Linked DNA regions of Mus musculus: region 2 is linked to region 1. The links are chromatin contacts, found by Hi-C or POLR2A ChIA-PET in ENCODE. All regions are on one chromosome and are shown on one strand. The core of a region is the stretch at or near the end of the contact, and the rest is flanking DNA. Distances in the headings are between cores, read along the strand shown.

Region 1 (6,202 bases), core at 1,414-3,913:
AAGTTTTGGAAATCTGTTCCTTCTTCCACCATGTGTGTTGTGAGAGGGGAATGGGACCCAGATTTTCAGGTTTGCTGGAGTGACCTTGTTACCAGCCCAAAACAATTTTTTTAAATCAGTGATAACAGGGGTTGAATGGACATATTTTCTCCACTAGTTTTTTTTTTCCAACATGACTTTAAACTATTACTATTCAGTGTGCATGTGTGTGCCATGGTACACATATGGGGGACAGAGAACGCAACTTTAATTTTTTCAAAATTATTTATTTATCTTATGTATATGAGTGCACTGTAGCTGTCTTCAGACACACCGGAAGAGAGCATCAGATCTCATTATGGATGGTTGTGAGCCACCATGTGGTTGCTGGGAATTGAACTCAGGGCCTCCGGAAGAGCAGTCAGTGCCCTTAACCACTGAGCCATCTCTCCAGCACCTCAAACACCTATTTTTGATGATGGTTCTTAAATGTTTTAACATTCCTTTTAGCCCACCACTCACCAGAGGTAGTGGGAAAGAAAGGATATGGGGGAAGTGGACCTGTTTAGAAAGGTTCTTTGGAGCAGCTCCCATCTGTGTTGTCTGGAGATCAACAGTTCAGTTCACAGGTCAGCAGTGGCAGCTCAATCTACTCGCAAACATTTCATGGATACATCAGCAGTCCAGTTTAGTAGAGTCGGGTTAGCAACAGTGGTGATGTGACCTAGCAGAGACAGCCAGGCCCCAGCCTCAGCTTGAGTCAGCAGGAAGGACCAGGAGGAATGCCTGGAGAAGTTCTAGGCTGTGCCTCTCTCAGGGAAGCGAAGATCAGAGAAGATGTGAGACCCACAAACGTTACACAGCTAGCTGTACCAGCGAGCCAAGCTCTGTCCCCATCACTGTCTGCCTAGTCCTATTTATGCCCTCCAAACATCATGTGTTCTACATGTGTCATGCCTCAGCATGCGCATCTGTCTCAGCTGACATCACTCTGCCAATCAGCCCAAGTCCTGGGAAGCAGCAAGAAACTGCAGCACACCACCAGAAGTTTTTTGATGTGTTTCTCTCTATGGCATCCCAACAAATGCAGCTCGACTCTGCAACGTAAGGTGAACCAATGCATGTGTGTTGTTAGCAAAGACTCGCTCATCACGTGTCCTTTTACGTGCTTGCTTTAGCAGAACATCCTCTTTCCTGTGTCTGTGTCAGTGAAACGTCCCTTCACGAGTTCACCTTAGCCTTTCACACCTGTGTCCACTTTAACAAAATGTTCCTTCACCCACGGGCCCCAGCAAAACACCAGCCAACACAGCTGCCTTTCCAAAGAACCCTTAAGTTTCCACGTCCGAGGACAGTCCTCGGGAGTTTATCTGGGACTCAGGGTGTTGGACTTGTGCAGCAAGCATCTTTTACTAGCTAGCCATGTCCCCAATGGGACTTCTGAGTTCCCTCAGGGTAGGTTCTGTGTCACTGCAAAAACCTTAGCATGCAAAAGAAATATTTTCCCAACTTGGGGTGGTGCGGAGAGTTGTGCATAGAGGAGGGATGGAGACTTAACAGGCATCAGTGATTGCCTGGGGTGGGATAGGAATAAGGAGTGACTACGCATGGGTGAACAGGTCATTTTGGAATGACCTTAATGTTCTAAAGTAGAATTCACAATGATGGACGCTCAACTGTAAAATCGCCATCGATTATGAGATCATTTAAAATGTGAACTTTATAAATAGATTACATCTTGCTTTAGATTTATTTAATATACGTGAGTACACTGTTGCTATCTTCAGGCACAACAGAAGAGGCAACGGATCCCATTACAGATAGTTGTGAGCCAACATGTGGTTGCAGGGAACTGAACTAAGCTAGATGTTATGTCTGTGCACTAGGTATGTGCAGTGCCTGCAGAGACCAGAAGAGGGCAATGAATGGCCTAGAACTGGATGGAGTTACAGCCGCCACGTGGGTGGTAGGTTTTGAATGGATCTCTCAAAGAGCAACCAGTGCTCTTAACCGCTAGCTATCTCTCCACCCCACCCCCCAAGTAGATTATATCTTAATAAAGCCGCTGGACAAAATAAAATCTGTGAGGCGGTAGTGATACTCCGCAGAGTCAAGGGTCGGGGGTGGGGGAGTTAGAGTGGGATGGGGCTAAGGAAACAGTCAGGGAGGGTGAGATAGGATCCCAGTCAGAGTGTGGGGGAAGCAGGCAGAGAGCTGGGAGCAGGGTGGGGTGCTGTAAAACCATAGGCAGTTGGATTGCGGGGAGCTGGCAGAAAGTCTGGAGTGGAATGGACACACAGACAGGATGGGGTGAAAGCAGAGGGTAGGGTGGGATGAGTGGATAACAAAGATCATAAGATGGAATGGTAGATGCAGGCAAGAAGTGGGGGTGGGGCGCAGGCAGAGAAGAGTCCCGTCCTGATTTGGCAGGCTCGCGCTGACAACGCTGTTTTATAGGCGTCCAGCAGAATAGCCAGATCCGAACTAGGGGAGTCAAAGAGGGCTTCCCAGAGGAGCAAGCTGCCGAGCCAAGGCCTGAGGGATAACGTTCCTCCTGGCTCTGACGACAGTTGTTTTTTCCAAAAATGATGTTCTGCCTCCCAGTCCTTTTGAGTGTAAGTCCTTTGCTAAGCCAGCCCTCAGGCCACTCCATCGCGGCGCAGCCAAGGTCACCAGGGGGCGCTTTCCAGCCGCACTCCACCCTCTGTCCTACTATGCGCTATCCTATCGCGAGCGCAGGATTCATAGCTCTCACAGCTAGGGTTGACTGCGTTGGCCGCGGCCGCCGGTAGGAACCAGTCCTCTGCAGCATCCGGAGGAATCTAGATTCTCCCAGCTTAGATGAGAATAAAGGACTGAACAAGGATCCTGGGCGCTGCTCCTGGGAAAGAGGCACAAAGGCCGGGCTCCACAGTGGCTGGGAAGCTTTCCTAAGCACTAGGTAGGAGGTGCCAAAGCAGCCAGTAAGGATGTCCCTCCAAATGATGTAATCGGAGGGTTTATCCGGGTTTCCTAGTTTTATTCTGATAAGGCTGGCCTTTAACTCAATGATCCTCCTGCTTCAGCCTCTAGAGTGCTGGGATTATAATCATATGCCACACCGGGCTTTTTCCTGGGTCCATTCCGAGGGAACCTAAGCCTGGGGACAGGAGGTGGGGTGAGGGGACCAGACTATGAGTTCTGTGCAGGAAGAGCAAGAACCTCCATGCAGGCCATGGGAGAGAAACTGGTCCAGTCGGGTGGTGGTGGGGGGGGGGGGGGGCTGGGGGCGGTAGGGAGGTCTTGATGAGATGCCCATCTTTGGCGCTACCTCTGGCGTTCTCCACCTGTTTGCATGTGCATGGCTGATGAGGGGCAGCGCTGAAAGACCTCCTTGGTAACAGGAAAGGCTGTGCAAAAATCAGCCTGGGGTTCCCACTGACTGAACAAAGGCTTGAGGGTGCCCAGATGAGGCTCATCTCTAGCAGAGCCCTCTAGCCATGCCTGGGGTCTGCATCCCAGCACAGGTGTTGGTTAAAAGTCCCTGGTGCTGGGGTAAGTTCTTGACGCTAGATCCCAGCCTGTTTCTACCCCAGCTTCAAGGCTGGCCAGAGGCTGGGTTTGAGTCCCAGCTTCTTCCTTCTTCCCAAATCAGGTGTGTGACCCCCATTAACAAATAGGAACAGGAGCTGGAGAGATGGCTCATCAGTTAAGAGCACTGGCTGTTCTTCCAGAGGTCCTGAGTTCAATTCTCAGCAACCACATGGTGGCTCACAACCATTTGTTATGGGATCTGATGCCCTCTTCTGGTGTGTCTGAAGACAGTTGACAGTGTACTCACATACATAAAATAAATCTTAAGTTAAAAAACCAAAACAAAACCGTTGTTGGTGGGATTGCAAGCTTGTACAACCACTCTGGAAATCAGTCTGGCGGTTCCTCAAAAATTGGACATAGTACTACCGGAGGATCCCGCAATACCTCTCCTGGGCATATATCCAGAAGATGTTCCAACTGGTAAGAAGGACACATGCTCCACTATGTTCATAGCAGCCTTATTTATAATAGCCAGAAGCTGGAAAGAACCCAGATGTCCCTCAACAGAGGAATGGATACAGAAAATGTGGTGCATTTACACAATGGAGTACTACTCAGCTATTAAAAAGAATGAATTTATGAAATTCCTAGGCAAATGGATGGACCTGGAGGGTATCATTCTTGAGTGAGGTAACACAATCACAAAAGAACTCAAATGATATGTACTCACTGATAAGTGGATATTAGCCCAGAAACTTAGAATACCCAAGATACAATTTGCAAAACACATGAAACTCAAGAAGAACGAAGACCAAAGTGTGGACACTTTGCCCCTTCTTAGAATTGGGAACAAAACACCCATGGAAGGAGTTACAGAGACAAAGTTTGGAGCTGAGGCGAAAGGATGGACCATCTAGAGACTGCCACACCCAGGGATCCATCCCATAATCAGCCTCCAAACGTGTCTCTAGCTGCATATGTAGCAGAAGATGGCCTAGACAGCCATCATTGGAAAGAGAGGCCCCTTGTTCTTGCAAACTTTATAGGCCTCAGTACAGGGGAATGCCAGGGCCAAGAAGTGGGAGTGGGTGGGGAGGGGTGGGGGGTATGGGGGACTTTTGGGATAGCATTTGAAATGTAAATGAAGAAAATACCTAATTAAAAAAAACCAAACAAATAGGAACAGAATATCGGCTTGCACAAAACCATGTTATTTTAAGGGAGTACAAAATATAGTTTGATATGCATTTATCTTTTCTTTTTGCAGCACTGGGAACAGAACCAGAGCCCCATCTATGCTAGGCAAGCACTCTATCACTGAGCCACAGCCCCCATATTTGGGGTGTGTGTGTGTGTGTGTGTGTGTGTGCGCGTAGATAGAGCCTTGATGCTTCATGTTGCCCTGGATCAAATTAGCTATGTATCCTTGGATGGCCTTGAACTCCTGATTCTCTTGCTGCTAGCTTCCAAGTCACCAGGCTCAGCTCCCCAGTCATTTTTTTTTAAAGGTCTCATCGATTATGTTCAGTGACTTAAGCAGTAACACAGGGGTTTGAGATGCTAGTGGACACCAAGTATGGGGCGCACATCTCTAATCCCATCACTATAGACACAGAGGCTGGCGGATCTGAGTTCTAGGCCAGCCTGGGAAACATACTAAGACCTTGTCTCTCGAAACAAATAAATGAAAAACAAAACACACCCAGGAACTGCCAGGGGAAACTTTGGCCCAAGTTTTGGAAAGTGAGACCGACCGACAGGCCTTTCCCAGGGTGGTCCAAGATGTGTTTTGATGAGCCACTTGGAATGCTGATCTCAGACCAATTAGCAATAACTCACAATGTGCCTGACTCCTTGGTTTCAAGTCTGTTAATAATTAAGAAAGCAATGATTAACTGTGGGCTCCCTCTACCATCTACACGGCAGATGCTGATCACCAAACCATGACTCAGAGGTCAGGTTTAAAGCTCAGGGACATGTTTAAAATGACAAAAGGCTTTTTTTTTTCTTTGAGCCAGGGTCTCACATACTCCAGGGTGGCCTCAGAGACCCACCATAAGCTCAGGATCTCCCTGCTTCCGGGCCCCCAGTGCCAGGATCACAGGCAGGGACAGCTATGCGGTGGGAGAAGCTCCACGCAGGGCCCTCCGCTCGTATGCACACACCTTGATTTCCCAGTGGCCACCATTATATTCTTCCTTTATTGGCTGTCCTTGTATAATACAAATCTGCAAGTTTAGATACAAAAAAAATCTGGAAATAAAAGATAGAAAAGTACCCGCCAGGCACCCCCTTCTTCTTCTCCTGGGACCCCTCCCCAGCGGGCACCGACATGAGGTAACAGAGTCTTCATCCCTCCCACCGCCCCTCTCCTGGGCCCCCAGTCGGGCCCCACCCCGTGAGACCTTGGCCCTCCGGAAGACACGCCCCGAATCGAATCGGGGAGGGGGCCAGGGCAAGCACAGCATTGGCAGTGAACACAGCGTGGGCAGAGAGGAAGCCCTTAGCTTGTGCTGTGTGTATGGGACAAGGAGAGGACGGACCAGGCTTAAGTGGGCCTCCCTCCTCCACCCTGCCCAACACTGGAAGGTGGAAGGGCACAACAGAAACTAGGGAAAGTAGCTTGAACAGAGGGCATTCCATGACTGGGGCTGGGGAAGGGGCATCACCAGCCTAAGTCCGGCAGTGAAATGGTTCCCTTAGCCAG
Region 2 (6,125 bases), core at 2,708-5,207, 48 kb before region 1:
CACTGCCCTCTTGGAGCCGGACTCTGCACCCGACACGATGCGCCGGCCTGGCCTCGGCGGCCCCTGCCCCCTCTTGCTGCTGCTGCTGCTCCCAGCCGCCACATCTGCTAGCGGCTCCAGTCCCAGCCCCAGCCCCAGCCCCATCGAGAAAGCGGTGGTCCCGAGCCACCAGGCCGGGTAAGCCCACTGCAGCGTCTTCTTCCTCGTGCTGTACCCAGTAAGTCTTGTGGTCTCGGAGGAGCAAGACCTTCAGATTTAGGAGGCTACAAAGCAACTGCTTTTGGTAGAAGGATGCTAAGGCCAAAGCCCTTGGATCTGCTGGGAGCCCCTACTTTGCAGTCGTTAGAATTCGAGATGCGCTGAGAAATTGAAGCGGAGGTCCCTCCAGAGGGGTAGGATGGGTAAGGCTCCAGCCAACTCCCGAGTTTATTGGGGAAAGAACCCCAGTTGATACCGGGTAAGACTTCGAGTTTTCTTAGAATAATAGCGATGGGTGGGGCCCTTGAACTAGCCTTCAGCTCCCCAAGTTTCCTGAGTGTTTTTTTTTTTTTAAAGGTGCTGGAAGGTCGTGGTGAGATCTTAAAGAAAAGTTGCCGTGTTCTGGGTTTCTAGGGGGGCTGGATTAATTGGAAAAGACTTCTAGGTTCTTCTAATAGATTAGGAAGACGCATATAGGCTCCTGGCAAGGGGACTGGAGGAAACCTGTGTAGGGGATCCTTGGATTTTCTGACGCTTCTAGTTTTCTGAGATCAGAGCTCCTCCGGATTGAATGAATTACTAATGACTTGGTGGTAAGGTCCAGGGTAGTTTATAAATTTCAGTGTTTATAGGACACCATCGCGTCTGCGGGTGACAGGATCGGAGGAGATGGTCTGCTTAGCATCCCAGTCCTGCTCCTGGCAGCTCTGCGCACCGTTACAAAGGCCGTGGGCTCCGCTCCCGCTCCCGCCTGGGTCTCTGGGAATGCGTTTAGTAACCCGAGCCGCGCCGGGGGCGGGACTGGGAAGGGGTTAACCTGGAGGAAAAGCGGGAGGGATGACGACAGGATTCGAGGGTCTCAGAGGCTCCCCCAGGGCAGCCTGCGCTCCCTCTAAGCCTCACTCATCTAGAATGGATCCGGGCATTGGATTCCCTTTCTCAGTATCTTCCAAAGTTTTTCTCTCTGGGTCTGAACGCGCACCATCATCCCTCACCCCCCCCTCTAACTTGGGGATAATGGACTTGTCTGGGGGGCCCCTGGGTGACGACGCTCTGGCAGTACCGCTGAAGGGTCGCGGCTGAGACCCAGTGGCACTGAGACATATCCGGAAAAGACCCTTTCCTCTCGGACATTGAAGTTCAAGGACCAGGAGACGCTGGTCCCAGGACGTACATCCTAGAAAGGCGGGAACTGGATAAAATTCAGGCCTCGGGATTCCCAATTCTGGACTTCGGTATCCCTACCACCTCAGCACTGTGCTGGACCCGTAGTCTAAGGCGACACCGCAGTGCACAGCCGCCGAGGTCTGTGCATGTAGCGCCACCTACTGTTCGATGTTAGGATGGCGTCTGAGCCTCCACTCTCCTCGAATTAGTGGGCGGAGTTCTAGATCCCAGACAGTCCAGGCTTGTAGATTCGCTTAGAACTCTCCTTTGAAAGTCTCTTGAAATAATTTTAAGCCTGGCGTGATGGCTTATGTATGTAACTTTAGCTTTAGTGGAGAATGAAGCAGGAGGATTGTCGTGAGTTTGAGGGCTACCTGGGCTACACAGTACATTCTAGACCTTGTCTCAAAATAATGATAGTAATGAGTGCTTGGAATTCCCTTGAATCTTGTCTTGGTTTCTCCTCTGTCCTCCACCCCTGCTCTCCTTTGTTCTGAGGCCTGAACAGTCCCACTCTCCTATTTACAGTGTTGCTGCCTGTCACTGCTGCCTAGACCAGACACCTAAGAGTAGCCGCTGCACCCGAGGTGGGTTCTTCCAGGTGGGGTATGGGTATGGGTCCCCAGCGTCATCCAAAATGAAGAGATGGACGATGGCAGAGGCTTGGCCCTGCTTTTCTACTGAATCCCTGATTGTCTCTAAAGCTTCCTGCAGGGTCCGGAACTGCCCACCTGCCAAGTGCACAGGTCTAGAGGGGTGCCTGACCCCAACACCTTCGGTGCCCAGCCCCAGCCGCAGTCCCGTGGAGAAGAGTCAGGTATCCCTCAACTGGCAGCCACTGACGTAAGCATATAATTCCTCCCCTTCCAACACACACACACACACACACACACACACACACACACACACACGCACGCACGCACACGCACACTGGCCTTTCACTATTAACTCATTGTCTGTGTTTCTGTTTATTCTTCCTTGCCTGGCTGAATCATTGGGTCTTTGCTTCTTGATCTGTTTCTGTCTCTACGCCCCACCCACTTTTCCCTTCCCATCCATCTCATATCGCTTCTCTTTCCATACCCTTTTTTTTTTTTTCTTCTTCCATAGTCCTTTCTCTGAAAGTATTTCTCTAAAGATATCCCAAGCCTTGCTCCCAATAAAAGGGCTGGGGGCAATGTTGGGCAAACCCACTCCTGGAAGTGCTCCTGGCTTAGGAGGGTTCCCCCCCCCCTTGAGGTGAGGAGGCCAATTTAATAGTAGTGACAGCCTCTTCCACCCTCTTCCACCTAGTTTGCAGGAGGCCCGAGCTCTGCTGAGGCAAAGGCGGCCCCGAGGGCCGTGGGCCCGGGCATTGCTGAAAAGAAGGCCCCCACATCGCGCCCCTGCCGGCCAGGCCCGGGGTAAGAACATCCGCCCTTCCTCCGTGTAGGGGGTGGAGGGGGGTGGTTCCGGGCCAGATAAAGCCGTCTGGTTCCCACGGTGCTGCCGCCGCCTACCAGTCCCCTATTGTAGCTTGGTCCACCCCACTCCCCAGGATGCGGCCACCTCTAGGGACCCCTGCGTCCGGCAGTATGAGGTGAGCCAGGGACAGAACTAGACGCAGGCCAAAGGCGCTGACCCATCAGGGTGGGGCCGGGAAGCCAGGCGTCCGGGCTCCCGTGGCTGAAGAGGGGGGCAACTCGCCCAGCAGAGAGCGAGGCTGAACCAGTCCAGACAACAAAAGCGATTGTGCGGGTTGGCGCCTGCCCCGGCACAAAATGCCCAAGATTGCGGGACGGCTGGGGGCCAAAGACCTTTCCCTCTTACATGCCAGACCGTCCCTTGACCCTACTTTTACTACAGCCCGGTACCCCAGATTAGAGCACTCTATAGACTCAACTACCCTCAGAAGCCCTCTCCTGCTGTGTGGCCTTCAGCCCAGATGCATCCCCCTCCTTCCTAAGGTTTTCCAGATGTGTGCCCCAGGCCAGATGTGAGGACCCCCGCCCACAGCTTTATTCATTCTGACCTCTCCCACCAGGTGTAGAGAGTCTTGGTGTGCTGTGGCGTCTTCAGGTGTAAGCGCCTTAGTCTCCTCTCCAGAATTCAGCTCCTCTAATTCCTTTATGTGTCCTGTACACCGACCCTTCTCGTCACCCACAGATGTACCATCTTGCTGCCCAAATGTGCCATCCTTGTCCTCTATCTAGATGAAGCCTCTTCCCCCCCACCCCCTACCCCCGTGCCTGGTCAGAGGATCAGTCTTCAGCTGGCTCCCCAAATGCGGCCCCCATTACTCTAATGGATTTCCTCTCAATGGATTCAACTCTCTCTGGGAGCAAACCCGCCCGCCCCCACCTGTTCCCTTCCCTGCTACTCCCCATAGGCCCCATCCACTTGTTGGAGCACGGGTGGGAGCAGAGGGGGCGCCCTCCCCTCCCCCCTGCGAGTCTAGCGCCCAGCCTTCGCGCCTCTGGCTAAGCGCCCAGCCCCACGCGCCCCCGCGCGGCCGCCCGGGAGGGAGCGATGGGGAGGGGGGGCTGAGCGGGGGCGCGGCCGCCCTCCCCCGCGGGCGGGCGGGCGAGCGGGCGGGCGCGGCCGGGCCCCTCGGGCGGGCTGGGGCGGCGGCGCGGTGGAGCGCGGCGCTGCAGCCATGGCGGGCGGCGCGCAGCTGCTCTGGGTGTCGCTATTGGTGCTGCTGGCGCAGCTGGGGCCGCAGCCCGTACTGGGCCGACCCCGAGAGCGTCTTCGCGTGCGCTTCACCCCCGCTGTGTGCGGCCTGCGTTGCATCCACGGGCCCACTGGCTCCCGCTGTACCCCGACCTGCGCGCCCCGCAACGCCACCAGCGTGGACAGCGGCGCGCCCGGCGGGGCGGCCCCGGGGGGACCCGGCTTCCGCGCCTGTGAGTGCGGGATGGTGCTCCCAAGGGAGGAGTGCCCGGAGGGAGGACCCTGGAGACAATGCCTTAGGGAGCAGGAGCCCAGATTCCATGTACAGAAATGCTGGGGACTCCGTGGGGTCTTTGAGGAAGGGGGCTCTGAATTCCTTATTTGGGGAGTGGATCTCCAGGGCGCTGATTTCAGGAGCATTGAGTGTTTTTGGAACTGTGGTGTCCCACGTGAACGGACTGAGACTAGCTTTCATCCCTTTCAGTCAAGGCGAGGATCTTAGGATCTGGGAACTTTTGAGATGGGGCCCAAATTCGCAGACTGTGCGTAGTGGGTCAGCAAGGAGTGTTTCAGAGTCGCATGGGGTGGTGGGGCATATCTCAAGTTTCTAGGTCTGTCTTTGAGTGGGGGAAGACTAGGAAAGTCTGGCATGGGACTGCTTGTGATGAAGAGCTAAGCGGGAGGGGACCCAGGAAAGACGGGGTGCCTTTCGGCAAGACCTGAGTTACAGCGGTTCCACGTGCGACAGATATCCAGATAGGAGGCCTGAGGAAAGGGCGCCCCCTGGGGGAGGAAGGGACCGGCTTGCGCTTCAGCTTCCTCTAGACAAGGGGAGCATTCTGGGGTTCAGGTGAGGTCAGGAGGGTGCGCCACCTGCTAGCCCAGAGTGTGGGGATGGACTTGGGGGTCGGGTTTTCATTGCTTCTCACCCCTTACGCCCTCCGGAATGGGGAGTGGGGCCCCTGGCGCCGAGAACTCGCCCAGGCTGGCCCCCAGCCAGCCCAACCCGGCCGGCGTGAGCTCATCTCCCGCCCGAGCCCCCGCCCGCTACCACTCCCTCTCTCCGCCCCTTCCTCCCTCCTTCCTTCACTCTCTCCCGGCCCAGCCCCAACTCGCCCGTGCCAGGCGCCGTGCCCAGACGGGTGCCAAACCCCTGGAGGCACAAGGAGGAACATGTGAAGGCGGGCTGACCTCGGCAAGACCCCTATGTCCTTAGCTTCCTGTTCTTCCAATGTTGTGGGACATGAAGTTAGTTTTGCCCATTTAGCAGCAAGCCCTCTGATATGGGCACCCTGAGCTGGGAGTCTGTATTCAAGGCAAGGGCAGGCAGTGAAATGACTTAAGAGACTAAGAAATGCCCCTAAACGTGGTGGCTTCCTCCCATCTGAGACACTTCCATTTTTCCAATCTTGCTTCTTTGCTGAGCCCTTCTTAAGCTCTGCCCTTAAAAAAAAAAAAAAAATTAAGGTACCTGGAGTCCAGGTTTAACGCTCCTGACAGGAAATCCGGGTTTTTGGATCCCGGATCCAAAGGTCCCTCTTCACCCAGGGGCAAACACTACAGGAACTCCTCCAGCCCAGTTTCTTCTCCCTCTTTGGAGGTACTCCTCCAAGCTGCGCCCCTCCCAGGAGAATTCTAATATTGTCACCCAGCGGCTTCTCGCTTCCCCTGAAACATTCAAGCATGAGCCTTAAGTGGAGATACTTCTCCCCCTCCAACATCTCCCCCGATTCTCTTCCCACGTAGCTTCATTTTTCCTTCTCTTTCTAAGGTAGCCTTCCCAGACCTATCCACACAGGGCCATTAATCAAGACTCGGGGCAACCAGATCCTTGGCTAGGGAGGAGTAGGACTTTCCAGCGATTCCTAAGGTCCCCGCAACTTGAGAGTTTTAACGTGCTAGAAACGATCAGACTCCACTTCTCCTTGTCCTCAGCTCCCTCACATGGGCCACACCCCCGCCTCCAGAAAGTACTAGTCCTGTTTTCTAGGCAACTCTCCGAAAGGACTTGAAAGACTCTTGGTTGAGAGCCTAGATTTGTTCTGAGCTAGCCTCACCCTGCCTCCTAGAAAACTTGGGTTTTCTTTGAACCTCAGAGTACTGCCTCC

Evidence for each region. Hi-C counts contacts between places; a loop is a spot of excess contacts on that map. ChIA-PET counts read pairs that join two places held with the same protein, here RNA polymerase II (POLR2A).
Region 2: POLR2A ChIA-PET joins it to region 1 with 56 read pairs in embryonic stem cell. The contact joins the promoter of Ltbp4 here to the enhancer-like site in region 1. A Hi-C loop is called at or near these places in 5 of 37 maps with a recorded cell type or tissue (adrenal gland, heart and mouse embryonic stem cell). POLR2A ChIA-PET finds 5 or more read pairs at or near these places in 4 of 5 experiments (Patski and embryonic stem cell).

Annotation. Positions count from the first base shown.
Region 1 is chr7:27,281,617-27,287,818 of GRCm38, reverse strand. Numbl (numb-like) reads right to left here. Exons shown (of 10, transcript NM_010950.2): 10 at 5,669-6,202. Among named protein-coding and RNA genes, the nearest start is that of Numbl, 26 kb to the right of the region's middle. Within about 2 kb of position 2,663, at least 1 of the 3 ENCODE cell types and tissues checked has a DNase peak (open chromatin) inside an H3K27ac peak, as active enhancers do; it is heart, where a contact is called at or near this core.
Region 2 is chr7:27,331,480-27,337,604 of GRCm38, reverse strand. Ltbp4 (latent transforming growth factor beta binding protein 4) reads left to right here and starts at 3,957. Exons shown (of 30, transcript NM_001113549.1): 1 at 3,957-4,250. The coding sequence starts at 4,001. Gm30543 (a long non-coding RNA gene) reads right to left here. Exons shown (of 2, transcript XR_391221.3): 2 at 793-1,015.